2 separate regions of the Homo sapiens genome follow, and region 2 is linked to region 1. Evidence: read pairs that join two places in POLR2A ChIA-PET (ENCODE). Cell type or tissue: Caco-2. All regions are shown on one strand. Region 1 overlaps ACOT12 (acyl-CoA thioesterase 12). Region 2 overlaps SSBP2 (single stranded DNA binding protein 2).

Region 1 (2,500 bases):
GCTCATCCCTTTCTGAAGTCCGTAGATATGTTTAAGTTCCGGGGACCATCTACAGTTGGAGATCGTCTTGTCTTCACTGCCATTGTCAACAATACATTTCAGACCTGGTAAAGTGAGCCCTTAGGCTGCTATGAAGAAATTTAAACTTGCACAAATGTAATTTTTAATTTCAGCCTGGAGGTGAGTATGGGAACTACTTTAGTGAAATTCCATTTTTTTCATGCAATTTTCAAAATCCATGAACATATTTTTAACCCTTTGTTCTGCTTGGGGCCTTTTCACAATTAGTAAATTGTGAAGGACTGGTTTTTGTCTTATAAGGGTAGCCGTATGTCCCAATTGGCCCAAGTAGGACCTGGTTTGTACCTGTCATCCCTGCATAATTATTAACTTTTCCTTTCAGTCCCAGTGACTAGATGGTCAATCAACTCATAATGGACCTGGTATTACCACCATGAAATCCAAACCACTTCCCAGTTATTTTTATTATTCTTGATACACAATGAAAAGATTTGATTTAGTATTATTTTCTTTTTAAATGTAAAAATGAATATCTGTGTTTCCTGTCTAATTTCAGTGTTTATTTTTTAATTACAGAATTATTGTTTTTAGGGAAGAAAACTTAACTTTGGCATAATTTAAGCCCTCCCCCACATTGCCAAAATATGTTCTTGAATGTATATAAAGCCCTTCCTGGCCTTTTTCCCACTTGAAAGTGGGGAAGTAAAATGGAAATGCTCTTAGGGGCTTGTAAAAAGCAGCCCATTGACCTGAAAATGGATTTTAATAGTTGCACAGGTTTGCTGATAACAAACAAGAAAACCCAGGCCCTTATCCTCCTGTTGCTTAGAGGAGGTGGCAGCGGTGGGCGAGGAGGTGGCAGCGGTGTGCAAGGAGGGCCTGATGGGTCAAGATCCTCTTTGCCCACCGCCCTGCATCACCCTTCACAGTGTTGAAGTTGGAGTTCGCGTGGAGGCCTTTGACTGTCAGGAATGGGCCGAGGGCCGAGGGCGTCACATCAACAGTGCTTTTCTCATTTACAATGCTGCTGATGATAAGGAAAATCTCATCACGTTTCCCAGAATCCAACCCATTTCAAAGGTCAGTTATTATCACACGAGGTTCAATAGCCGGACCTGTGAATAGAGAGCTCTACCTAGAATCTCCTCCCACCGGCAACAACCTCTTTGGCTCTTTCCCTTTGGTTTTCCCTCTTTTCAGCATCACAAAGTGAAGTGGGCTTTTTTCTTTTCCTTTTCCCCCCGATCACTCTGATCATTTGTTCAAATGATGGAAGCCCTGAAGACCTCACCTCTACCGGGCTACACACTGCTGTGGGTAGGATGTCACCTTCTATGTCCTGTTTCTGGGTCTCTTCTCTCACTTCCTTAACTCTAGCTCTTGATGCTGTGCCACGTGCCAGGTTCATGGAAACCATATCTTTCCCTCATCCCTAAATTACCTGATTGCCAATGTTAATTTTTTCTAAAAACTCTGTAGTGAGAATTAAGTATAATTCTGGTAACAGGAATGTTAATAATCTCCACTTTTGAGAAAAGGAAGAAAATAGCTGCAAAGATTGCACCTTTGTCAGTGCAACTGCCCTTTGTGGATTCAGCACAGAGACTCTGACTTGATGAAGTCAGTTCATGGAGAGACACCACATCTCAGTTAGCCCTTTTGACTGATTTAGGAGAAGGATACTTAAGGATTATAGCACTAAGATAGTAGATATTTTATTTTATTTTATTGATTTTACTTTGTTTTTGATTAAAGGATGATTTCAGACGCTATCGGGGAGCTATTGCACGCAAGCGAATTCGCCTAGGCAGGTAAGGAACATAAGGTGTAATGATTTTATGGAGTCTTCGTTAATCTGACAAATTATATAAGAGCCCCCCTCTGGGTCTCTATTCCCACGTAACGGAAAAAGAGAAGGTCTGATGTTTCCTGGCCGCAAAGGCTGACTACTGACTTATGGAAATAGTTCTTCCACGTTGTTCCACTGATATCCATGGCTGATAGAAGTTCAAGAAAGTATTATGGTTATTGTTGTGTGCTAAATGCAGAGAAAAAAACTGTCATTTAACACTTTAATTTTTTTTTCCAGAAAATATGTTATTTCCCACAAAGAAGAGGTTCCACTTTGCATACACTGGGATATCAGCAAGCAGGTGATGTTTTGTGATTTGGAGCTCTTCATATAAAAGTCTCATCATTACAAAAATGGAAATCCGCTTGCCTAACTGGCCTAGGCTGTGCCTACGCAGGCTATGTGAAAAGGTGGATTATATCAGCCAGTCATGTCAAGATGAAACAAAACCAGGCTATCAGTTACTGCTTACCAATCGGCAGTTTAGCCTTGTTTGACTTCTTACAGTTCCCAAACTGCAGACTCAGGATGCTCTGCCATCAGATATGTTCCAGAAGCATGGCACAGTGCCACCTGGTATCTCACCGTGACTTGTGCCCACCAGCTTGCATTTTTATAAAAACAATA
Region 2 (2,500 bases), 91 kb before region 1:
ATCATTTTAAATTAAGACTTCAAGTTCTAAAAAATATTTAATTGGAATTCTGGCATTATAACTCTACTGCCTGGCTGCTTTGCCTCACAAGCTCCACATGTATTTTGGATGTCTATATTTAGAAACAATCATGTTTACAAAAAATCAGAAAGGTCTTTTTTTTTCTAAAAATAGATAAATATTTATAATGAGTACTAGCTTACCTTTGTGAGAAATGGTATTTATGAGGCCTGTTTTCAAAACAAAATTGCCTATGTAACTTTATTAGAGCCTTCTCTCTGGGCCTTTGCAAGTCAGATTACCATGATTGTGTTGGCTCTCAGATACCTCTTTTTTTTTTTTTTTTTTTTTTTTTGATGGAGTCTTGCTCTGTTGCCCATGCTAGAGTGCAGTGGTGCAATCTCGGCCCACTGCAACCTCCCCTTCCCGGGTTCAAGCAATTCTCCTATCTCAGCCTCCTGAGTAGCTAGGACTAAAGGCTCATACCACGAAGCCTTGCTAATTTTCGTATTTTTAGTAGAGATGGGGTTTCACCATATTGGTCAGGCTGGTCTCGAACTCCTGACCCCATGTGATCTACCCGTCTCGGCCTCCCAGAGTGCTGGGATTACAGGCGTGACCCACTGCACCCAGCATCTCAGGTATTTCTAACAATTTAATTAGCCAAATTGTGCTTTGTGGTCACCAGTGAAATTTCTGATGCCATATTTGAGAAGCATATTCTTGTATCTACAGATGGATTCTTAATTACAGAAAAGTAGGATCATCAAGATAGTTTTAGGCCATCTCCCTAAAATTTTTACTAACTACCTAAAACCTTTTACATAAGATAGATATAAACAAAATTCTGTATGGGAAAGTACTTTATAATTTATAAAAGTTTAAAATTTTTAAAAAGTCATAATGATTAATTAAATGCCATCTTCTAATCTGCCCTCATATCAGATCGGTTGCTATTCCTTCTGTGCTTACTTTCCCATGCCTGTTTTCGGATACAAGTTTTTCCACCATACCATGCCCACTCCTCATAACATTCTCTTGCCTAATGATGCATTGCTTGTGCTCTAAGCAGTAACTGACCATCCAGTGTGTACTTGTGTGTGCTGGGTATTGCCTTCTGCACTATGGGGACATAGAAAAGTCTTCTTAACAACAAACACGATCTCTGTCCTCAAGTGGTTTATTCTTAGGCAGGAGTTCCTTCATTCAGTAAATGTTGACGCCTACTGAGGCATTATGCTGGGCTCTAAAAATCCAAAGATAAACAAGATATGTTCTCTGCCCTCAAGAAGTTCAGTTTAACGAGGAGATCAAACGAATTGGATAAATAAAAATTTTTACAAAGCAAAGTTAATATGCATTTAAATTACATAAGATTTATCCCCCTAGTCATAAACATGCCACTTAACAATGTGCTAGAATTGACTAGTTAAATCTGCCTTCAAATGAGTTCCTACGCATCTCATTTCTACACCACCTCTACTCCAGGTTCATTGGCTCTGGGCTCTAAGCTGGCCGACCCCTGGGTGATAGTACCATTAGTGCCTGTTGCACCATAGTCACTTTTTCTCTTAAGAGCATCAGTAGCATCGTGCACATTGTATACCCCCTGCCCCAGATTCTTTCTCTCCCTGCCTCTTTCCACTCCCAGACTGATTTTTTCAGTCTTTGACTACGAGGTATACACAGTCACAGTCACTAACTCGCTTTTCCCACATTTCTTCCTTTTCCAACACATGTTCAGCTATCTCAAGAAGCTTTCTTCTTCCTTTTGTTTTCCTGGAATCATTTCATTATCATTCATTTCCATCCTGTTTTTTTCGAGTAATTTTGTTTGTGAATCAAAAGACAGCCTTGACCATTATCACTTACTTTTTTGTGTCTTTTTTTTTTTTTTTTTTTTTTTTGAGTCAAGAGTTTCGCTCTTGTTGCCCAGGCTGGAGTGCAATGGTGCCATCTCCTCGGCTCACCGCAACCTCCGCCTCCTGGGTTCAAACGATTCTCCTGCCTCAGCCTGCCAAGTAGCTGGGATTACAGGCATGTGCCTGTAGAGACGGAGTTTCTCCATGTTGTCAGGCTGGTCTGGAACTCCTGACCTCAGGTGATCCATCCACCTCGGCCTCTCAAAGTTCTGGGATTACAGGTGTGAGCCACTGCGCCCGGCCATCGCCTGGTAATTTTCAAAGTCCCTCTTAGGTCTCTAGCCACAGCTCTATAGTTCTCCAGTTAAATCTGTATTTTGTCAAGCACCAGTATCACATATTTTTAAAAAAAAAATTTACTCCATTTTAAATGTTGTGTATAAGTACTACTTCAATTGTTTTTCTACTTTTTATTGCATAGATACTCCATTTTATCCATTTTATATGTAAGATAAATAAAGAGTACTGAATTGAGAATCAGAAAGCCTGATGCTACTATAGTACTTACAAGTTGCAGGGACACGTTACTTAATCTCTCATAGGCATAGTTTGCTTAGCTGTAACATAAAGATTTTAGT

What was found. ChIA-PET counts read pairs that join two places held together with the same protein. Peaks named below come from ENCODE experiments on the same cell type or tissue, not always from the same donor. Only the 100,000 strongest peaks of a DNase experiment are listed, where the experiment ranks them.
Region 2: POLR2A ChIA-PET joins it to region 1 with 9 read pairs; 2 of 35 experiments call an interaction of 5 or more read pairs at or near these places.

Annotation. Positions count from the first base shown.
Region 1 is chr5:81,343,492-81,345,991 of GRCh38, reverse strand. It overlaps ACOT12 (acyl-CoA thioesterase 12), which reads left to right. Exons shown (of 15, transcript NM_130767.3): 7 at 1-107; 8 at 951-1,101; 9 at 1,777-1,832; 10 at 2,111-2,174. Among named protein-coding and RNA genes, the nearest start is that of ZCCHC9, 43 kb to the right of the region's middle. In Caco-2, no CTCF peak of the experiment used is centred here; no DNase peak of the experiment used is centred here.
Region 2 is chr5:81,434,041-81,436,540 of GRCh38, reverse strand. The region is part of intron 15 of SSBP2 (single stranded DNA binding protein 2); the gene reads left to right. Among named protein-coding and RNA genes, the nearest start is that of ACOT12, 41 kb to the right of the region's middle. In Caco-2, no CTCF peak of the experiment used is centred here; a DNase peak (open chromatin) is centred at 1,510.